2 separate regions of the Mus musculus genome follow, and region 1 is linked to region 2. A link is a loop called in an ENCODE intact Hi-C map of the cell type or tissue named here. Cell type or tissue: left cerebral cortex. All regions are shown on one strand. Links, peaks and the distances in the headings refer to the core of each region. The heading gives the core; the rest is flanking DNA.

Evidence for each region. Hi-C counts contacts between places; a loop is a spot of excess contacts. Peaks named below come from ENCODE experiments on the same cell type or tissue, not always from the same donor. Only the 100,000 strongest peaks of a DNase experiment are listed, where the experiment ranks them.
Region 1: a loop joins it to region 2, with 5 times the contacts of the local background. A loop is called at or near these places in 10 of 42 quality-filtered maps.

Annotation. Positions count from the first base shown.
Region 1 is chr8:37,066,753-37,078,783 of GRCm38, forward strand. No RefSeq gene overlaps it. Among named protein-coding and RNA genes, the nearest start is that of G630064G18Rik, 49 kb to the left of the region's middle. In left cerebral cortex, for the core only: a CTCF peak has its summit at 6,377 (motif pointing left); a DNase peak (open chromatin) is centred at 6,354.
Region 2 is chr8:36,186,474-36,198,504 of GRCm38, forward strand. It overlaps Gm35520 (a long non-coding RNA gene), which reads left to right and starts at 2,000. Exons shown (of 4, transcript XR_870363.2): 1 at 2,000-2,196; 2 at 2,577-3,011; 3 at 8,224-9,484. In left cerebral cortex, for the core only: CTCF peaks have their summits at 5,755 (motif pointing left) and 7,249 (motif pointing right); DNase peaks (open chromatin) are centred at 3,959, 5,795, 7,203 and 9,195; H3K27ac peaks cover 308 bases.

The sequences.
Region 1 (12,031 bases), core at 1,936-9,935, 880 kb after region 2:
GGGTTATTTGATTTTCTGAAGTCCACCTTCTTGAGTTCTTTATATATGTTGGATATTAGTCCCCTATCTGATTTAGGATAGGTAAAGATCCTTTCCCAATCTGTTGGTGGTCTTTTTGTCTTATTGACGGTGTCTTTTGCCTTGCAGAAACTTTGGAGTTTCATTAGGTCCCATTTGTCAATTCTCGATCTTACAGAGCAAGCCATTGCTGTTCTGTTCAGGAATTTTTCCCCTGTACCCATATCTTCAAGGCTTTTCCCCACTTTCTCCTCTATAAGTTTCAGTGTCTCTGGTTTTATGTGAAGTTTCTTGATCCACTTAGATTTGACCTTAGTACAAGGAGATAAGTATGGATCGATTCGCATTCTTCTACATGATAACAACCAGTTGTGCCAGCACCAATTGTTGAAAATGCTGTCTTTCTTCCACTGGATGGTTTTAGCTCCCTTGTCGAAGATCAAGTGACCATAGGTGTGTGGGTTCATTTCTGGGTCTTCAATTCTATTCCATTGGTCTACTTGTCTGTCTCTATACCAGTACCATGCAGTTTTTATCACAATTGCTCTGTAGTAAAGCTTTAGGTCAGGCATGGTGATTCCACCAGAGGTTCTTTTATCCTTGAGAAGAGTTTTTGCTATCCTAGGTTTTTTGTTATTCCAGATGAATTTGCAAATTGCTCCTTCTAATTCGTTGAAGAATTGAGTTGGAATTTTGATGGGGATTGCATTGAATCTGTAGATTGCTTTTGGCAAGATAGCCATTTTTACAATGTTGATCCTGCCAATCCATGAGCATGGGAGATCTTTCCATCTTCTGAGATCTTCTTTAATTTCTTTCTTCAGAGACTTGAAGTTTTTATCATACAGATCTTTTACTTCCTTAGTTAGAGTCACGCCGAGATATTTTATATTATTTGTGACTATTGAGAAGGGTGTTGTTTCCCTAATTTCTTTCTCAGCCTGTTTATTCTTTGTGTAGAGAAAGGCCATTGACTTGTTTGAGTTAATTTTATATCCAGCTACTTCACCAAAGCTGTTTATCAGGTTTAGGAGTTCTCTGGTGGAATTTTTAGGGTCACTTATATATACTATCATATCATCTGCAAAAAGTGATATTTTGACTTCCTCTTTTCCAATTTGTATCCCCTTGATCTCCTTTTGTTGTCGAATTGCTCTGGCTAATACTTCAAGTACTATGTTGAAAAGGTAGGGAGAAAGTGGGCAGCCTTGTCTAGTCCCTGATTTTAGTGGGATTGCTTCCAGCTTCTCTCCATTTACTTTGATGTTGGCTACTGGTTTGCTGTAGATTGCTTTTATTATGTTTAGGTATGGGGCTTGAATTCCTGATCTTTCCAAAACTTTTATCATGAATGGGTGTTGGATCTTGTCAAATGCTTTTTCTGCATCTAACGAGATGATCATGTGGTTTTTGTCTTTGAGTTTGTTTATATAATGGATTACATTGATGGATTTTCGTATATTAAACCATCCCTGCATCCCTGGAATAAAACCTACTTGGTCAGGATGGATGATTTCTTTAATGTGTTCTTGGATTCGGTTAGCGAGAATTTTATTAAGGATTTTTGCATCGATATTCATAAGAGAAATTGGTCTGAAGTTCTCTATCTTTGTTGGATCTTTCTGTGGTTTAGGTATCAGAGTAATAGTGGCTTCATAAAATGAGTTGGGTAGAGTACCTTCTACTTCTATCTTGTGAAATAGTTTGTGCAGAACTGGAATTAGATCTTCTTTGAAGGTCTGATAGAACTCTGCACTAAACCCATCTGGTCCTGGGCTTTTTTTTGGCTGGGAGACTATTAATAACTGCTTCTATTTCTTTAGGGGATATGGGACTGTTTAGAAGGTCAACTTGATCCTGATTCAACTTTGGTACCTGGTATCTGTCCAGAAATTTGTCCATTTCGTCCAGGTTTTCCAGTTTTGTTGAGTATAAGCTTTTGTAGAAGGATCTGATGGTGTTTTGGATTTCTTCAGGATCTGTTGTTATGTCTCCCTTTTCATTTCTGATTTTGTTGATTAGGATTTTGTCCCTTTGCCCTCTAGTGAGTCTAGCTAAGGGTTTATCTATCTTGTTGATTTTCTCAAAGAACCAACTCCTCGTTTGGTTAATTCTTTGAATAGTTCTTCTTGTTTCCACTTGGTTAATTTCACCCCTGAGTTTGATTATTTCCTGCCGTCTACTCCTCTTGGGTGAATTTGCTTCCTTTTTTTCTAGAGCTTTTAGATGTGTTGTCAAGCTGCTAGTATGTGCTCTCTCCCGTTTCTTCTTGGAGGTACTCAGAGCTATGAGTTTCCCTCTTAGAAATGCTTTCATTGTGTCCCAAAGGTTTGGGTACGTTGTGGCTTCATTTTCATTAAACTCTAAAAAGTCTTTAATTTCTTTCTTTATTCCTTCCTTGACCAAGGTATCATTGAGAAGAGTGTTGTTCAGTTTCCACGTGAATGTTGGCTTTCCATTCTTAATGTTGTTATTGAAGATCAGTCTTAGGCCATGGTGGTCTGATAGGATACATGGGACAATTTCAATATTTTTGTATCTGTTGAGGCTTATTTTGTGACCAATTATATGGTCAATTTTGGAGAAGGTCCCGTGAGGTGCTGAGAAGAAGGTATATCCTTTTGTTTTAGGATTAAATATTCTGTAGATATCTGTCAGGTCCATTTGTTTCATAACTTCTGTTAGTTTCACTGTGTCCCTGTTTAGTTTCTGTTTCCACGATCTGTCCATTGATGAAAGTGGTGTGTTGAGGTCTCCCACTATTATTGTGTGAGGTGCAATGTGTGCTTTGAGCTTTACTAAAGTGTCTCTAATGAATGTGGCTGCCCTTGCATTTGGAGCGTAGATATTCAGAATTGAGAGTTCCTCTTGGAGGATTTTACCTTTGATGAGTATGAAGTGTCCCTCCTTGTCTTTTTTGATAACTTTGGGTTGGAAGTCGTTTTTATCCGATATTAGAATGGCTACTCCAGCCTGTTTCTTCAGACCATTTGCTTGGAAAATTGTTTTCCAGCCTTTCACTCTGAGGTAGTGTCTGTCTTTTTCCCTGAGATGGGTTTCCTGTAAGCAGCAGAATGTTGGGTCCTGTTTGTGTAGCCAGTCTGTTAGTCTATGTCTTTTTATTGGGGAATTGAGTCCATTGATATTAAGAGATATTAAGGAAAGGTAATTGTTGCTTCCTGTTATTTTTGTTGTTAAAGTTGGCATTCTGTTCTTGTGGTTGTCTTCTTTTAGGTTTGTTGAGGGATTATCTTCTTGTTTTTTCTAGGGCGTGGTTCCCGTCCTTGTATTGGTTTTTTTCTGTTATTATCCTTTGAAGGGCTGGATTCGTGGAGAGATAATGGGTGAATTTAGTTTTGTCGTGGAATACTTTGGTTTCTCCATCTATGGTAATTGAGAGTTTGACTGGGTATAGTAGCCTGGGCTGGCATTTGTGTTCTCTTAGTGTCTGTATAACATCTGTCCAGGCTCTTCTGGCTTTCATAGTCTCTGGTGAAAAATCTGGTGTAATTCTGATAGGCTTGCCTTTATATGTTACTTGACCTTTTTCCCTTACTGCTTTTAGTATTCTATCTTTATTTAGTGCATTTGGTGTTCTGATTATTATGTGTCGGGAGGAATTTCTTTTTTGGTCCAGTCTATTTGGAGTTCTGTAGGCTTCTTGTATGTTCATGGGCATCTCTTTCTTTAGATTTGGGAAGTTTTCTTCAATAATTTTGTTGAAGATGTTTGCTGGTCCTTTGAGTTGAAAATCTTCATTCTCATCCACTCCTATTATCCGTAGGTTTGGTCTTCTCATTGTGTCCTGGATTTCCTGGATGTTTTGAGTTAGGATCTTTTTGCATTTTCCATTTTCTTTGATTGTTGTGCCGATGTTCTCTATGGAGTCTTCTGCACCTGAGATTCTCTCTTCCATCTCTTGTATTCTGTTGCTGATGCTGTCGTCTATGGTTCCAGATTTCTTTCCTAGGGTTTCTATCTCCAGCGTCGCCTCACTTTGGGTTTTCTTTATTGTGTCTACTTCCCTTTTTAGGTCTAGTATGGTTTTGTTCATTTCCATCACCTGTTTGGATGTGTTTTCCTGTTTTTCTATAAGGACTTCTACCTGTTTGGTTGTGTTTTCCTGTTTTTCTTTAAGGACTTGTAACTCTTTAGCAGTGTTTTCCTGTTTTTCTTTAAGGACTTGTAACTCTTTAGCAGTGTTCTCCTGTATTTCTTTAAGTGAGTTATTGAATTCCTTCTTTATGTCCTCTACCATCATCATGAGATATGCTTTTAAATCCAGGTCTACCTTTTCAGGTGTGTTAGGGTGTCCTGGATTGGGCGAAGTGGGCGTTCTGGGTTCTGATGATGGTGAGTGGTCCTGGCTTCTGTTAGTAGGATTCTTACGTTTACCTTTCGCCATCTGGCAATCTCTGGAGTTAGTTGTTATAGTTGTCTTTGTTAAGAGATTGTTCCTCTGTTGATTTTGTTACCCTCTATCAGCAGGCGTGGGAGACAAGCTCTCTTCTCTGAGTTTCAGTGGTCAGAGCAGTCTCTGTAGGCAAGCTCTCCTCTCTCAGGGAAGGTGTACAGTTATCTGGTGTTTGGATCTCCTCCTGGCTGAAGGTGAAGGCCCAAAACAGGATCTTTCCCAGAAGCTGTGTTGCTTTGGCCAGGAAGGTGGCCAGTTGTCTGGAGTCGAAGATGTCGCCGCCTCAGAAGCTCTGTGGCTCTTGTCCGGAAGGAGGCCGGCCGTCTGGAGCTGAGGTTGGCGCAGCCTCAGAAGCTCTGTGGCTCTTGCCGGGAAGGTGGCTGGTTGTCTGGAGCTGAAGATGGCGCCGCCCCAGAATCTCTGCGACTCTCTCACCCGTCCCAGAAACGGCTGGCACTCTGTATTCCACACGGTCACCCGTGCAGCCTGCCCTCCGCGGAGTCCCGGAGCCAAGAAGGCTCCCGCCGGCGCCTGTGCCACAAACCTCTCAGGCCGGGCAGACCCCCGTGCTCTCACCAGGAAGATGGCCGGCTATCTCAAGTAGTTTTTACATACTCGCTGGCTTGTTTTCTGATGTCCTTCCTTCGTGGATAACCCTTCAACAATGGAAGTGGATGTACCCACACACACCCACATACACTACCAAGGAACAGCCTCCTCTTGGAGAGGAGTTCTGAGAGAAGGGGTGTCTGGGAACAGTGAAAATATAATCGTGGTCCCAAGCTGGAGCCCATGTTCAGCTTGAGACAACTCTCCAGATTGTCTTTTCTCTGTTCTGCTTTCTCCGGTGATCTCCAGACACCTCCCTCTCTGCTTTCTGCTTGAGACAGTTCTCCAAGCAGTCCTTTCTTGCTATCCTAGAGAAAAAGATGTTCTCTGGATAGCTCATCTCTTGCAGATCATATGTCTTTTATTTTACATATTATTTTACATATCAATCCAGTCATTTACTCCAGGTTCCTTTTGATTTTCCCATTAATTAGCATCCCGTGACCGCAGCCCCTTAATTCTTGGGAGAGAGCAAGCACATTTTTTTTAAAAAACTTTGCTAAAGAATTCAGAGATCTGCCTGCCTCTATTAAACTCAGATGATAAGCTATCTGGATGAGTACTCCTCCTTGAAAGGACCATTTGTACCACACCTGGACCTCACCCTGCTCTATCCGGGCTGAGGAATCTGCATGCCCTTGAAAGCATAAACAAAAAAACTTAGCTGAGTGGGCCTTCCTGCTCCCTGAGTTCCCTAAATCTCTTTATCTCCTTCCGTAGTATCTTTCTGACAAGGTTGCTCACAGCCCAGCTGTTTTTGTTCCTTTAGATTTGTGAATTCCCTCATATAATTCCATATTGCACCCTTATATTTTTGCATGGTTGAGAAATTATGTGTTTTTGAACTCGTGTTTCTTGAGTTCTTATCCACAGCCTTAAGGTCTGTCCAGAAGGTCCCAGTGTTTGCCATTTTGTTGAGACATCAGCCACACCTTTGCCTCCCTGACTCCTGCTGTCTCTGATTATCATGGAGTCAGTAATGTAATCAAGGAGGACATTCCTTGAAGGAGGAAGGTAAATATATGTGTATTATTATACAAACACGACTTATACCCACAGTGGCCATCGATACTCCAGCAGGAACTGTCCCAGGGGCAGGAACAATGTCATTCCACCCCAGCAAAGGCAATCCACAGAGGTTATTTTGTCAGAAATAATTCCTAATGTGGTAAAGCATGGCATTTCTGAATTTTTTTTTGTTTTTTTGTTTTTTGTTTGTTTATTTGTTTGCTTGTTTGCTTGTCTTCACCACAGGAAAGAGAACATTTTGCTGACTTAGCAGTTGTGCCTTCCCATTGTTTTCTACTTCTCATCTGCTGGCGTGTCATTGTTCTGCCACCTGGTGGAACTTAAAGAGATTGTCAGTAAGGACAAAAAGGCATCAGAGCAGAATTAAAAAAAAAAAAAAGACTGTAATTTTGTGAGCTACAAATTGCTACAAACTCTTTGAAACAGAAATGTACTTCGCTTGAGTATTCTGATATAGTCACAAAACAAAAGCAAGGAGGTGGCTCTGTGCTAAAAGCCATTTCCAGGTACATTAGAATATCTAAGAAGTACGTGCCAGGCAATATTAGTAGATTATTATATAACGAGGGTATGGACCAAATGTATTTACACTTGTGTATGTTACATAGACTATAATTTTCGTGGTTATAGTTTGCATGTGAAGTATCCCTCCAAAAGCTTCATGCATTGAAACCCTGGGCTACAGGTGTCAATGTGATTTGGGGGTGGGGGTGGGTTTAGACTCAATTAGGGCTATACCCTTGAGGATATCTTATCCTTGGCCCCTTCAGGTCTTTCTAAGCTTCACAGCTATTATGTAAGGCTATTCTCTGCCCCATGTTCCTGCCAACATGATGTTCTGCCCAAGTGGGTTGGGCCAAGTGAATGTGAACTGAAGCTATAAGCCAAATAAATCTTTTTTCTTATAAGTTGCCAGATATTTTACACAGAGTTGAAAACCAATACATACATGTTGACATCTTCACCGTGATTATCTTGGGACAAAAGACTTAAAGTTAAGGGCTTAATGTCCCTTAAATTGCCTTCCATCTATATTATGTAAAGTTATAATCTTGATCATATATTAATTTAATCACTGTATTTTATTCTTTAATGCCAACTTACAGGACCACAATGGCTTGTACTATAGGAAATGGTATAAAACTTCCCTTTTCCTTTTTGCTGAGCCTTTCAGAAATCAAATTAAGTTGGAATGAAGGGGCACAAAAGAGGTCATGAGAAAATAAGGCAGGAAATGGATCAATGCTAATCTGTGCATCAAGAAACAGAATGGAAAGGAAGGAAAAAATCTTCTCTCAGAAAACATATTTGAAGTATGTAGATAGGCTCTTACCAGAAATGTAGTAAGAAATTAGAAAACACAGTAAAGTTCTGAAAGTGTTCAAACCACTATAATAAACACACCTTTAAAAGAGATTGCATTTAAGTCGTTGACATACAATATCGTTGTATATTTTTGAGTTATATTTTATCTATTTTGATAAAAGTATCTGCTCAGAAATCCTTGTTATGATTAACATATACATAGCTTTTCAAAGTCTCCATGGCCCACAGGCAATCATCCTTTCCTCCACCCTTTCCTAGTCCTTCATGAACCGTCTCACAAACATTGTCACTGCATGCAGCTCAGATTGCATTCTCTCTCTCTGTCTGTCTCTGACAATAGACACTATTTGTCTTGTTTTGTTTTATTTGACATATTTGCTTTGAAAGCTACCCACAACAGTTTATATACCAACGTTTTATTACTTATAAACATTGAGAATCATTCAGAAAACTGTGTGGATGTATCTAATCTTTCTTGCACATCCACTTGGATGTGAAGTTAGGTAGTTTCTAGGTTTAATTATGGTATTTTAGAATTGGTTAGCTAGGGTTTTATTGCTGTGAAGAGGCACCATGACCAAGGCAACTCTTATAAAAAAAAATTTAATTGGAGCTGGCTTACAGTTTCAGAAGTTTAGTCCATTAGCATCCTGGCTGGAAGCATGGCAGTGTCTAGGCAGACATGGTGCTAGAGGAGCCAAGAATGCTATGTCTTGATCCAAAGGCAGCCAGGAGGAGGCTCTCATTCCATACACTGGGTGGAACTTGAGCATAGGAGGAGAGCTCAATCACCATAGGAGTGATATACTGCTCCTAACAAGGCTATGGCTCCTTTAATAAGATATACAATAGTGATATACATCTCTTAACAATTCCACTTCCCATGGGACAAGCATATTCAAAGCACCACAACTTAGCTATGATATTACTTGATATTCTTTTGCATGTAGTTACCAATATTTTTTCTTCAATAGAAATGTATGTTTACAAAATAATTTCAGTTATTCACTTATAAACATCATTTATTTATTATAATATATGATCTGGACTAGCTGGTAGTTCTTCAAGTACAGGGTCGTAAGAAGGAAGGAGCAGGACATCCGAAGATAAAGAAGATAGAAAAATGGGGTCCAAAGAGTATTGCACAAGCTATTTCTTATACCAAACAAGTTTGTTAAGAAGTATAGTATTGGATACACAGTCTTCACGGGGGAAATGGGACAGAGTCAGCAGGAAACTATCACATGACGGGGCGAGGGCAGCAGTAAGCTAATCAATCAATGCTGCACAAAGGGAACCCAGGGTATCTCAAGGGTGTCACAGGCTGAATGCTCAATGACGTTGTGACTAATCATCAGCCAAATATGTACATGTTTTACACAAGGAACTAAGTTCCTCCCGTATACATCAGGGCCTCCTGGAAAGTCCTAGACCTGCCTGGCCCTTAACAATAAACAATAGTCAGCCTCTTATATCATGCCCTTAATAATGCGAGATTAGCCAGCCTAGAAATGCTATTGCTTTGTTTACTTAATTTGTTCCTATCACCTGATGATGTTTGGTAACTTTTAAATTGATCAGGTATGATTTCATCGTCTTTACTCTCTGACATTTTCTTCCCTATGCCACATTAACCTAGTTTTAAAAGGTAATGAAAGAGTCCTTTGCCTTGGGAGATTTTTATATTACAGTCAATAAAAGTATTGAGCAAGCTAAGTATTACTAACATCCAACATTTTAAAACTTGGGGATTTTGAGGAGACTCGCTCCAATTCAGAGGGGTTTGGAGGTGGGGATGTGAGGATTTAAACTAGTTGAATATAGAAATATTTAGACCTCACTCATGTTTCCTGTGCTTTGAATCTAGAATTGTCCTAGAGGTTCTTGCTAATGATTTGTTCCTAACTTGATGCTTTGGGGGAGTGCTAAGGCTTAGCATTGGGGATGTGCCCCTGAAAGATGCTATAGGACTCCAGTGTCTTCCTGTTTCTCTGTTTCCAGTCCCAGTGATGGGAACAGTCTGCTTGTCTTCATGTGCCCCACCAAAATGTGCTGCTTTCTCTCACCCCCAAAATAACAATGTCAACCAACCACTGACCCCAAACCTCAAAACCATCAGCCCATGGAAACCTTTCCACTTTTTTACTTATTTCAACATTTTGTATCAGTGACAGAAAGCTGACAAATATGGATTTTTTATAAATGTCTTGGTCTAGTTATGCAATCTCATGCTGAGCCACTCACAGTAACACCTTTGATAGGCTGTAGGTGGGTGATAGTGACTGCCTACCTTCATTCTCTTTCATTTTTGTGATTATTATACCATCAAGGATTGTTCCCCATACTTTTAAATGTTCAAATAGGCATGGTTAAAACACATCTGAGATAGAGTCTTTTCAAGTTAGATATTGACACATTGAACCAGGCAATGCTCCTGTGACTGTTAATCTTAATTGTCAATTCAACAGGACCAAGAATCTCTGTAATGATAAATCTCTGGTCTGGTCTGTGAGAGTTTGTCTAAAGTAGGCAAACTGAGGTGGGAAGTTGCACATCATGGGTGACACCATTCCCTAGGCTAGGATCCTGGATTGAGAAAGAGACATGAGCAGAAGGCTTCATCCCTCTCTGCATCTTGACAGTGGATATGATGTGACCAGAGGCCTTCTGCTCCTGTTGCCTACCTTCTGGGCCAAGATGGGCTACTTCTCTAGGAACCAGAAGACAAAATAAACACTTCTTTTGGAAGTTGTCAGATATTTAGTCACGGCCATGGATCCAGTAACTAGTATAATTCCACGTAGTAAAATAAGACAGAGGTGACACTGCTTTCTCATTAACGTGGAAGAAAAGTAACAATATGAGATGATTAATTCTCAATTTCAACTTAACTATACATAGAATCATCTAGAAGATATACCTCTGTGAATGCATGTAAGAGTGTTCCCAGAGAGATGTAAGTGTTGAGGCAGGCACACTCTGAATCCATCCCACAGGCTGGATTTCCAGATGGAGTAAGAAGAGCAAGAAGACAGCAAACTGAGCCTTGATCTTTGCTTCCTGACTGTGGATGCAATGCTATTACCATTGTGCTTCCCTACCATGACAGATCCTATTCCTTCTTAGATTTTGATGCAAAACGAAACCTTCTCTTAGTTGTTTCTTGACAAGGACTTGGTCACAGTGATGAGGAAATTAGCTAATATACAAAGCATACATGAAGCATATGGCTAGCTGGAGAGAGCAGGAATCTTAAGTGATAGTTTGAATAATAAGGTACACTTTCTGACACAGCACCAAATTCATGGATCAGTGGTGGGCATTGATTCAGGAGACCTAGAATGTTCACTAACTGTACCTAGTTAGCATACCAGCCCTAGTCATAAGCTTATTTATTTATTTATTTATTTACAAAATGACCTTGTTGCTGTAATAAGTTAAGCCATGGTAGATGAAACCTTATGTAAGTAGATATGGGAAGAAGCCTGGCATCTCTGTTGCTTTTTCATAGGCAAGCTATTTTTGTAGACAAGCAAAAAGGTTGCCTGAAACTTCTCAGGAATTTTGCCTTCTATCTCATTTCCAAAGAACTGATTCATCCTACCACACTTGGCTGTGATGTGGGAGAAGTCACTATTCTCTCCATGTGACAATAGCCAGGGCAAGGGATTAGCTATGTATAGCTATGTATATGTATCATTTTCTCAACACTGTGAGGAGCACCCTGCAAGAGCAGCTTGTGGGAAGGGTTTACTTGTGTACATGGCTTAAGAAGGATACAGTGTAGGTTGCAATGAAGGCATGACTTTGGGAACATGAGGCAGCTAGCCACACTGTATGTCCACATGTAGGAAACACACAGAGATTAATACTATCCCTCAGATACCTTTTCCTTTTTATTCAGTCTAGAACCTCAGCCTATGGAACTATGCCATTCACATTGAAGGCTGGTCTTCCTTCTCTGTTCAACTTCTTGCAAACACCCAGATGGTTCTAAATCTAGTCAAGTTGACGATGAAGAGTCATCATCACAGTGAGAGTAAGCCGCTCTAAAATACCTAACATACTTTTAATTTGACAGTGGTCTTGCTAGCCTATACAACTCTCCAGAGTCTAGCCAAGAGTTGCCTCACTGTGTAAACCAACAAAGACTCTTTTCTCCTGTTAGGAACTTTCATAGTCTTTCAGATGTATTTATTAGTTTCCTTGTTGTGGTTTGAATGTCAAATGTCCCCTCTAGGCTCATGTGACGGACCACTTGGTTCCCATTTGATATTGTTGTTTTGTTAGGCATTTTTGTTGACAGCGATGAGAAAGATCACTAATCCACTTACCTGTGCTGTGCTTGATCGCTCGTTACATATTCTCAGTGTTATTTAGTCAGATCCTGCTTGCTTTATGGAAATTCCTGCTCTATTCTACTAACTTGAGTTTCACATCTTTAAAAGCACAGCTGGGAAACTATTTAATATATATGCTATTTTTAACTTTATATTTAAGAATTGAATAATAACAATGTATGTGTTGTAGGGGTAAAGCTACACATTTCTATCTGCTCTTACAGAGATAGTCATTTTAGAAGAAGGTAAGTTGCAGGACTTGTAGAAGTAACGTATTCAGAAGTCATATTTGCCT
Region 2 (12,031 bases), core at 2,272-10,271:
TCCAAGTGAATGTTCAAGACAGAGTTGAAAGTCGAAGCGCCCCTTGCCACGTCTTAGCCACGTCTTAGCGACACAGCAGAGATTCAGTATTAAAATAAAGACGTAGCTCACTACCAAAAGCATGCACTTCAGACAGAAATCTGAATACTCAGGCTTTCTCATATGTGTGATAGCACCCTAACAACACACATACACACACACACACACACACACAGTATGACAAGACACAGAAAACATTTGACATTTCTAAACATTTTGGAATCCATGAATTCAGACATTAATAAGGCCAGAGACATAAACCAGGCCCCTCTGAGACTGGGGTGGGGGAGATCTCTTCTTTCAGAAAGGAGTGGCTCACACCAGTCTGGGATTCTTACACCCCAAATATTAAACCTTGCACTTTGGTTTGTTATAGTTACTGATGTCTTTAAAAAAAATCAGAAATATATTTAATATACACCTTGCACCTAATGTGGGTTCTAGTAAATTCTCCCATGGCCTGGAATCACTTTCATCAGATTGCGGGTCCTCCTACTTGGAGCTCAGCAGTTTTCCCACGGTAGAGGGATGGGAGATGTGACTGTGGATTCTAGAATCGTCTCTGGGACGTAGCCCAGGTGCATACTCAGCCTGTGGTTTGGGTGGGGCAGAGAAATGAGGCATCAATTGCCGCGAGTTGGGCAATGTACAGACAGGCAAATACTGAAAGTCAAGTCCCCAAGGAATGCAGAGCCGCAGCCAGAATAAACATTGCAAAACTGGGTCAGCAACTCAGGGGCCCAAACAGAACACTAAGGTAAAGAGTCCAAATGGGTTAGCAAAACAACGAAGGGAATGGCTGAGCGATGCTCTCCACAAGGAGCCAGAGACAGCTCTCTGAGGTCAGCTGACTGCATTTAGAACTAATATAGATCCAGAGTAATGTCAGCCCCACCTATGACCCACAGGATCTCCCTAGATCCACCTGATAGAGCGCTCCCAGGAGGACCAGAGCTTGCATTTCTAAGGTAGAATGTTCCATTGTCACTGTGGACAAAAGTGACTGCAGCTATGGCTGGGTCCAGTGTCCCGGGTCAGGCAGTCACTGAAGAAATCGTGATCTGAGAAGGATGTTCTAGGTCAGTGGCTCTCAGCTTCCCTAATACCGTGACCCTTTGATACAGTTCCTCATGTTGTGGTGACCCCCAACCATAAAACTATTTTCATTGCTACTTCATAACTATAATTTTGCTACTGTTATGCATCATAATGTACATAAATATCTGATATGAATATCTGATATGTAGGACATCTAGTATGCCACCCCTGAAGGGATTGCGACCCATAGGTTGCTGGTGCAGATAGTTTTCAGAGGATAAAGATAGAAGGAGAAAGGTTACAGAGTCTACATAAAGGACTCCGGTGGTCTTCTGATTTCTTAAAGTTTAGGTCTTCAAGCATATTAAGGAAATGCTAGCATCTTCCCCTGGGATGTCCTCCTTGAGGAACTGACAGCCATTAACTCACGTTTTTTGTTTTTTGTTTTTTTTTTCTTGACAATCGACTACAGTTATGTCTAAGTGCCAGTCAACTGCAAGTCTATTATAGAATGGACTGTCCTTGGGGAAAGCGTGCAGTGGTACAGTGTAGTGTTCGAGCTGGCATTGAGGGGATACATTAGGTATTTGGATTCTCCACTGAACTACGGAAGTTTCCTGAATTACCCTCGTACTGACTGTACTAATGTCGATCGATGACTTGGTTAGCTAAGTAAACTGCAGACATTAGCCCTGGGCATGCAGTTTTTGAGTGTGCCCTACTCTCTGTCAGCACCGTGTGGTCCCACCCCTACCCCCCACCCCACCCCCGCTGCTGCCACCTCCCCCCGCCACGCCCCTCCCATCCCGCCCCCCCCCCCCGAAGTTAAACACCCACCCGAGAACTCAGCCGGTCAGGGTGGGCTTGATTTCTCTGATGCCCTTCTCATTCCTTGTTGTCATTCCCCCCCCCCCCAGGAATAAGCACCTGACCCAGTGAGGGGACACGGGCCAGAGCTCTGGGGTGTTCCATCATCCCCAAGAGACATATGAGGAGTAGGAGGTTGCTTTGGTGCAGCTGCTTTGTGACATCATTGCAAATTGAAACCTACTCAAGGAAGTGCAGCGGCCCAGAAAACTGAGAGAAGCAACCAGGGCAAAGACAGAGCTGGCTCAGTGGGTAAGAGCTAAAGGCACAAGTTCAATTCCCAGGATCCGCGGGTGGTTTACAACCACTTGTTAGTCCAGAGCCACAGGGATCTGACCTTCCTGCCCTCTTGGGTTTCTGTACTAGCACACACACACACACACACACACACACACACACACACACACACACACACACACAGACACACACGCAGTTAAAAAGAAAGTAAACCTGAGAGAGGGATAGGGTGGAAAGTGTGTGTATGTGGGGGGAGGGGGAACAGGAACCAGCGTTTAGAAAACGCTGTCCTTGAGCAGAGTCCTGGTTCTCGGAGTTAATACTGCTTTTTATTATCTAAGCCAGTTTCAACACGGGTTTCTGATCACTACAGTCAGTGTTGCTCCCCGTTCTAGAGATGAAAAAAGTGGAGGCTTAGAGAAGCTGAACCACGTTTCCCAGCCTCCACCAACTTCTTCAAACTGTGTGGCACCCTGTTCTCAGCACTGCGTGCCCATCACCATCTTAATCAGATCTCCACGAAGCCTTTGCAAGATCAGGCCTGTGGACGTTCCCTCACAGAAGGGTCATTAGGCCTTCACCTGACTCTCCACCCACTCCCTCCTCACCCACCCTTCACCCAGCTCTGCAAAACTCGGCCCTGGCTGCTCGCCATCTTTTGAAATGGTAGAGCATGCAGAAGGTACATGGTTAACTGAAGAAGGGACACTCTCTTCCGTTGCCGAGGCCGACAGCCATGCTGACATGGGACTTTACAGCTCTGTGGCTGTCTTGCAGTCTCATACATTCCTATGAGTAACCCCTCAACCACGCTTCGGTCAGAGAGCTCAGTAAGTTATTAGTTCACTGAGCTAGACGCGGACAAGCTGTTTCTTGGGTCTGTTCCTGGTGCCCTATTTTGGGTGGATAGACATTTGTTTATGTCTCCTAGGAAAAGTCAAGCATCATGAGAGTAGGTTGGAGTTTGAAGTGGCTTAAGCCTGATTTTCTTTCTTTCTTTGTTTCTTTTTCTTTTTTTTCTTTTTCTCGTTTCTTTTCTCTTCTTTCTTTCTCTTTCTTTCTTCTTCTTTTCTTTTCTTTTCTTTTCTTTTCTTTTCTTTTCTTTTTTTTTTTTTTTTTGTTTTTCAAGATAGGGTTTCTCTGTGTAGCCCTGGCTGTCAAGGAACTCACTCTGTAGGCCAGGCTGGCCTCGAGGCCTCAGAAATCCGCCTGCATCTGCCTCCCAAGTGCTGGGATTAATGGTGTACACCACCACTACCTGGCTTAGCCTGTTTTTCCTTATTCTGTTCTGTTCTGTCTGTCCTTCCTCCTGCCTTTCTTTCTTAATGTTCATTTAATGAGTATGTATGTATGTATGTATGAATACTACATGCATGTAGAAGCCCATGGGAGTTAGAAGAGAACAATGGATCCCCGGAATCAGAGTCACTGACAGTTGGGAGCTCTCATGTGGGTACTAGGATCCAAACCTGGGTCATCTACAAAAGAGCAGCAAAGGAGTCTCTGAGCCATCTCTCAGGTGCTGCAAATCGATTTTATTATCCCATACAAGATATCACTCGTGGGCAACATGATTTACCTATCTCTTGGTCTTAAGATGATAGGCTGTGGATGTGAATGCAAAGGGTTCTGATCATCCTGATGGCTCCCACCCAGGACAGCATCCCTTGTTGAGATGCATGACCGAAAACCAGGTCAGGATGCCTCTTTGGTAGGCCTTGTACTGTAGGAACCCTGGACTCATCTCTCCATGTTGCATAATGACTTACTCATCCTTCATGAGTCATCCTAAATGTCTTTTGCCTAGTAAGGAGCTCCTCCTACATGCAGGATGGGCCTGCTCCTGGCACTACATGCTCTCTAGTGTCTACAGGTCTTCTATGCATTACGAAAGTTAAGCAGTTGGTTAACATGCCTTGCTGCCAAAGTCTTCCAGTTTTAATTTCATTCCTAACACACCTGTCCACCAGCCATTACTTTGGTTTTTTCACAAGTTGTGTGTGTACTGACTGAGACAAAGAGAATACCTAAGAGGAGTGGGTAGTCAAGGTGGAGCCCTCAGGAGGCAGGAGGATGGGATTCTAAGGTCAGGTGTAGAAAAGGCTGGCTTCCACATGCCTAGAGAGATTATGCTGCAATGTCAGCATATAGAAAGGAAGTCGAAGGAAACACAAGAGAAATTTCATTTATTTTAGCATAATGATGGAAATTCTACATGTAGGAAAGACAGAAAAACTTTATATCACGTATTTATCATTACACACACACAAATAAGCCTGACCAAATTCTTTTGTTAAGAGAGTTGCATGGTGGCACACATTTAGTCCCAGCACCCAGGAAGAGACAGGTGAGTCTCTAGGAGTTAGTGGTCAGGCTGGTCTACTTAGTGAGTTCTAGGACAGCAACGGCCCCACAGGGAAACCCTGTCTCAAAACAAACTAAGAATGACCAGGTTATGGAAGACTTTATGGACTGACCTGGTTGTGGGGACCCCCAAGCATAGAAATTATTTTTTTGTTGTTACTTCATAACTGTAATTTGGGTGCTGGTTGTTGCTGTTTCTTTCTCTACTTAATTCTCCCCACTTTTGCTCTTTCCCCTTCTAGTTTTCTGGACTCTTCACACTTAGGGACCTCCCTTCTCCTCCCCCTAGTTAATGTCTATGTGTGTGTACACACCTGAGTGCTTGTGTGTGTGGGTAATTGGCAATGAATATTCATAAGCTTTTAACTAGAGGGGAACTGAGCATTCACAAAACAATAGAAATAACAATTTCATTACATGAGAGGGAAACCACAGTGTGGCAGAAAGGGAGGAGGGGGTGCTTAAGCTTAGACATTGGCTGTCAGCACACACAGCTATCAACCAAGGAAACACAAATGAACTCATAGTGAGAAATGTCCCCGTGTCAGTCGCTGTAACTCGTGATGGAAACTAGCTCATTTTTGGCTGTAGAAATGCTATCAAGGGAGCAAGAAGGAGGGGGCTGGCTGGTGAGGTGAAAACATCCCTGAGGGTACTGTCTGAAAACCTCCCAAAAATCCAACTCCCACTTCTTCACCAACTCTGATCTCAATGGAATCTGGCCCCTTAGAAAGATTAGGGAACAACCAAGCCAAACCTCTCATCTAAAGACAAAGACTCTGAGCCAATAGATAAAAGGAACCTTAACACTAGCACCACAGACCAAGCAGAACCAAGAGGAGAAAGGGAGGGGGGCTGGGGAGGAAGGAGAGAGGGCAAGGGGAAGGGAAGGAGAGGAAGAGGGGGAGAAGGGAGAATCCAACATGCTTTCCTCCAAACTTGGCTACTTTATGGGATTATTAGCAAAAACAAATAAGATATCATTAATAACTAAAACCTTTACACATGTATTTTGTAAAAATGTGTTTAAAAAGGATACCCACCGCCTATCCTCAATACTAAGCAAATTAGAAATAGCTGCCAGGGCTGGAGAGGTGGCTCAGTGGTGAAGAGAACAGGCTGAAGACCAAAGTTCACTTCCCAGTACCCACCTGGTAGCTCTCAGCCGCCTGTAACCCCACCCATAACTCTGATGCCCTCTTCTGGCCTCTGTAGACATTGAACACATGTGATACCCAGACCTACTCCTGCATCCGTACACATAAGAATAAATAGAATTTAGAAATAACTGCCACCATCAAAATAAGCAAATCCATTGCTCTTCTAAAGCGCTGTAAAGTTACTTAGATGGAGACAGAGAGAGCTAGGGAACTCCAGAGTCTGTGATGGGGATTGAAAGCTCTGAGAACCAGCTACAGACACTGTGAAAATCCCAATAATGGGAGGAGAAAGAGCAACTTAGGTAAGTGAATTAAAGCAAGCAATTAATTAAAGCAAGCTTGTTAAAGTTCAAGTACACAGGCTGCCTCCCTTAGGGTGAGGCTTAAGAGATCAGCATTGGATGCTGGCCGGACATAACAGAAGATAAGGCTTTTATCGCTCAGAGGTAGGAGCTTTCCAAACGGGGCTTTGGAGGGTAAAATAGGTGAGGTTATAGGGGCAGAACATAAGCATGACAGGTTCCTCACAATGACCTCCTGAAACAAAGGCGCGATTGCAAGGTGGTCAGAACAACAGGTAGTCATAACAAGGTAGCCATAACAATCCTTTTGAAACAAGGTAGGGCTGCAGTTACAGGATGCTTATTAACATTTTGAAACAAAGGCATGATTGCCATTACCAGAACATGCAGTACAGAATTGTTCGTAGTTAAGGTTACAGGCAGAGCATAGCCCGATCCTTGAGAAACAGAGATTTAATCATAAACAAGAAGAACCTAGTTTGTATTTTATAAGATGCCTTTGAAGCCTAAAATGAACACAGTCTGGTTCTTCAATTATCTCCAGGGTTATTTCTTAAATGTGTATAAGGCCCTGGGGTAGGATCTGGGGATGCAGAAGTGATACATCACCCTACTTCTGTCTTACAATTTAGAAAGAGGAGATGTAACTAATACATAAACATAACACAATTATGACATGATGATGTTGGGACCCCCTGTGGGGACAGTGGGAAGGAAGGACATAAGCCTCCCGAGAGAAATGAGATCATTTTGAGGAATTACTAAATCAGAAAAGGATGCTGTTAAGGAAAGAACGTTCTAGAGTAATTTCAGACTCACTTATGTTCAACAGTAGCAGAGACAATGGATAATGACTAGGAAAGATATCATCAGGATGAAAGTTCATTCAGGAATTACATGCTATAAATAAAATATTCCTTCCATCAAAAAAGAGCAAGGGATTGCCATCTGTCTGAAATTGTCTAACTATGTTAAGTAAAGTTTCTAAGGCTCATTTGACTCCTAAAATGTTATTTCTACAAAAACACAATTACTTCAAAATCAGCTATACGCATGACTAAATGCAGACAATTGGTGCTTATGAAACAGTGACTCATACCCCCACAGTGTCTCCTAAAAGCTGACTGCTCGCCAAAGCTGTGTCGTTATATATAGACGCACCAGTGCTTACAAAACCCATTGTTTTCAAGCCATTGCTGGAGCACAGCTAATTTCCAGAACAGAAACATATTAACTTTGCTACCAACAGATGGCAGTAATGGCTATATAGCAATGTTCCAGCTGGAGAACAGATTGGCAAGGAGTTAGCTCTGTCTTCTTGCTCCTGTACATGTAGAACCAAGGGACTTTATTGGCATCATTTGCTCCATTGTCTTTGTTTGGTTGTTCGGTTAGTTTTGTCTTTTCAAGACAGGGTCTCACTAAGAGCTCTGGCTATCCTGGAATTCACTCTGTAGTCCAGGCTGGCCTCTGATGCACACAGATCTGCCTGCCTCTGTCTTCCTAGTGCTGGGATGAAAGGCATGTGCCACTATGCCTGGCTTAGTAGTTGTCTATTTTTAAAGACGTCCACATATGTAGTCTTGGAGACAAACACAATTTCTGAAAGGATTCATGTGACAGTTAACCCTGTCAATTGGACTAAGTTAGAGATACCTAGAGGATTAGCAACCTAGTGTGTCTGTGAGGGTATCTCTAGAGAGGCCTGATACATGAGAGAGAGACGTGTGTGACATGGCACCATCCAATAGGCAAGGGCCAAGATGAGGTGAAGGTGAACACAGGAAATGACTTAGCTCTTTCAAGTTTCACTCTTCCTGATAGATATCCTCCATCTGATCTTATCTCTGGGAGACATCACTTCTTACAAGATCTGGTTTGTGGGTACATCACAGTTTACTTCTTCATGACTCAAGAGTCCCAGCATGACTGTCATAAAAGAACCAGACAATGTTTTCATGTTCTCCCTACCCTGCAAGTCTCACATCATCATTTGCAAAGAAATGCACGGATTCAAAAGGAGGGCATATATGAGACACTTCTTAATGGATGGTCCAGAGATTCACAGACATGTTTGTAGAGACACCACAAAGGCCTATGTATGGTGTGTGTGTGTGTGTGTGTGTGTGTGTGTGTGTGTGTGTGTGTGTGTGTGTAAAGATAAAGACATAGTGTATATGTGCCGTTGAACTCTCATCTTTTCCTCTATCCTCTAGCCTAAATATGAAATCATCAATGATGCTGGACCAAAGGGAGTCCAGGTATCACCGAGATGCCAAACAGAAGGGTACCTCCACATTCATGGTGGAGCACATCATCGACTCTTCACCAGCTACCTGCATGTTAAGGAAGATATTATCTGGAGTGCTCTACATATGGCAAACACCAATGTGTGCTGATTATCGAGATCAGCTGGACAAGCAGTGAGAACCCTGCTCATTAGGCCACAAGAGTAATCCCGAGGGGGTAAGAAAAAAAACCTCACCAGCCCCCTGAAAGTATAGGCTATTATTAATTCATCTTTACCTTGTAGGATGAAATTCTGTGTCTGACTTGCTATGTGCAATCAGAGAAACCCTAAAACAGTGAGTAAATTCTCGAGGCCTGAGACCACATGGCACCTAGTGCGGTGTGCCCTGAAGGAGGTGGACCTGGGAGCCAAGTTCCCATGCTCATCTTGTTAGATTCTGACGTTATTATATTGTTACAGAATGTAGTGACATTATTATATTATTACATTCTTTGATCAAAATGTTCACACTTCTCAAGGCTGAACACTATAATCAAAGCTGAAAAAATGACCCAAAGCAGCTTTTAGAGTCTATTGATGAGTTTGATCGGGGCAGGCCATATTCCAAGGGCTGCTTAACATAGGTATGAAGTCAAGGACAGGAAAGGTATGGGGAGTCCACTTGAAGCATACAAAGAAACGGGAGTGAGCCGTTCCAACTAGGATCCATGCTATTACTGTCTGAACTCTGCATGCTGACAGTTTTCAGAGAGCAGAAGCCCTGAATTTTACAAAGTGCCTATGAAATTCTTATTATTTTTTTAAAACCTTCTCCCTTCTCTCCTGTTGACTACTTGGGATTTTCCTGCATGTTACACATTGTTTCCCAAATCAAGGATTCCAGCAGAGTTATGATGTCACTCTTCATCACTCACCAGGCTAAGAAACAATCCAAAAATAAGAAAAACGAACAAATGAACGAAAGTCCTAAATTGGGTACTGCCAAGAGCTCAGCTGAATGAATCCTTGCTGGCGACAGATATATCCTTAGGAATGGTCTCTTGCAGATAATTGCTGAGAAGGCTTACGGTTTACTGACCTGCTGGGGTGCACGGAGAATTATTGACTCAGACCTAATTAAATTGTTGCCTGCTGCTTTTTTGAAATTCTGCCAGGGAATCCTTGCTGTCCTTAGCAGAGTCTTTCAGTTGGAGGCTGTGGCTGAACTGTACCAAGGGCGTTTTATGGTAAGTACTTGCCTGGGGTGGATCAAGGAGGGAGTGCATTAAGGACGTGCACGCAGAAATTTCAATGTGAGTTTTTTGTTGTTGTTGTTGTTGTTTTTATATTTTTGGTTTTTAATCTTTAAAATTTTTTTTTAGTATTTCTAGGTGTTTCTCCAATTTTTGGAATTATGAATTTGACTTAGTATAGCTTATGGGAATTTCTTTTTAAATAGGAGCTCCATTGACACTCCTCCTGGTTTCTTTTAACATATTACACCCAGGGACATTTTTAAACAATGTATTCTGCTGCAGAGATGTGAATACACAAGTCATCTGGGATAACGTCACACAAAAGGGTAAGCTTAGAGATGGCGACTGCTCTTCCAGAAGACTCAGGGTTAATTGCCAACAGCTCTGGCAGCTCACAATTATTTGCAATAAAATACACAATGGTATTTGTACAACTTACAAATTTTTTCTGGAGTCTATCCTCTCCTGTGTCTCAATCGAGAGTAGTTAAATTATGTATTATTGTTTCTTAGAAATGTGAAGACAGGATACAAAGGCCAGGTATTGCTCCTCGAGTGATCAGTAAACGATTTAAAAAAATAAAAAAAAACCCAAAAACCTGGAATATGCCCTGCCCAACCCAGTCTTCAAGTATTTTTTACATCACGCTGCCTGCCTATCAAACCATGGAATTTACAACTAGCGTGCAAAACAGAAAAAAAAAAATCTCATCTTCTCAAGGCCTTCATTGCAAGCATGCAGAATAATCATTTGCCCAAGACTGTCTCTTCTGGAGAAGACCCTCGGATTCCAATTATAATGTAAAAGCCCTCTCTGCCACCATAGGTCAGATAGAAATCCTAAGATTGCGTTAGCTACTTGAATCCTTGCTGGCGACAGATATATCTAACAGAACAACCTAGTACAGGAGGGATTAGTTTACAAGTAGTTCAGGGATACATTGCCATCATGGTAGAAAGGGCACCAGAAGGGAACACTTCCTTCCCAAGAGTAGCCTGGGGAAAGAAACTGGGGCAGAAGTGGGGCCAAGCTATAATGCTCAACGCTGCCACTGCCAACAGGGTAGCAACCAACCCATTTCTTCCTGCGCACAAGCTCTCCAAACAAGCTCTCCAAACAGTGTCAGCGGGGAGGGAAGGACTGTTGAAACACTAGAACCTGTGTTGAGACATTGCACATTCAAACCATAGTGAAAGCCTTGAAGAAGAACCCCACCCCCACCCCCAAGGAAGGTTGAGATCAACTTGAGAATTTAAAAAGAGTGTCACTTTCCTGTTAACCAAAAGCTGTGGGATTGCTATGGGGGAGGGGTAGATAAATGACATCCTCCAGTCAATGAGCTGCTGTCACAGTCTGAGGAGCCCACTTGGCAATGTCGCACCAAGCCTTATGGGAGTTTGCCCTGTCTCATTATTATTCTTATGTTTAGCAATTCAAGGATCATGCCTAGGAAACAGTGATGTCCTTTTACACACGTGGACTCTAGAAACAAAGAAAGTTTACAGTATTGCCCGTTGTAGTTCGGTACGGGGTTGCCTACAGTATTGTAGAAACAGCTTTCCTAAAAACTTGACAGAAGAGGCAGAGAGGAGCCTGTTGGGTATAGAGGATAGGTATCAAGTTCTGTGTGATGTCAACCCTGTGACATAGGAAGCCTGGTGTGGGGAGCAGGGTGTCCTGTGGAGACTAGGTGTGGGGAGGCCGCACAGTTTATGTTCATGTGAGCACACACTGTGATGTAACACATTCTCCTAAGCCTGCCTTTTCAGAATGAGTCTTTACCTTTAAGCAAGAGCTTAGAGACATGACTGTATTAGGAAGGATAACCTTTCCATGGTTGAGACTCCAACAACAAAGTACTGTGACAGAAGGGGGAGAAATGACATTTATTGTTTGTTAACAGAAGAAAATGCTATACAAACCCAAACAAGTTAGGAAAAAAAAAGAGAGAGTGCTTTGAAATTTATATATAAGAAATGGTAACTGAAATTTATTTTAAAAAATGGTAATTAACTGAAATAACCACTTATTATGATTTGAAAGCTGATGTTGAAATCCTTACAACCTCAACAGAAAAAATTATAGGAAATGGGAGATGAAAGACAATTGAAGTTTGGAACAAACCAAAGTAAGAAAATGGATACTCTGAGGGCATTTCTCAGCGAAAGAAAGGGGAGGGAGACATCTTACCTCCCTTCCTGACTTCCCTTGGGGGCATTTCCTGTATGTTAAGATGGCTGCTCTGCTTTTGGCTTTTGAGTGAAGCCCTGGGTCCTTCCCTTCTCAGGGACTCCTTGAGGCCCCTTCTATTTAGCAGACTCCCCTAGGGTCCGTTCACTTGAAGTGCTCTGTCTAGAGCTCAGTAGTGTCCTTACTACCCACCCCTCTAGCAGCAGCAGATCTGAGGCTCTCCTGATGTTTCTGTCTATTTGTGTGAGGTCACAATGCTGCAATCAACACCAAGTTAACTCCTTATTGGTGCCTGAATAATTCTAAGAAATTTACAGTGGAGCACAATCTCTGTATCAGCAAATATAA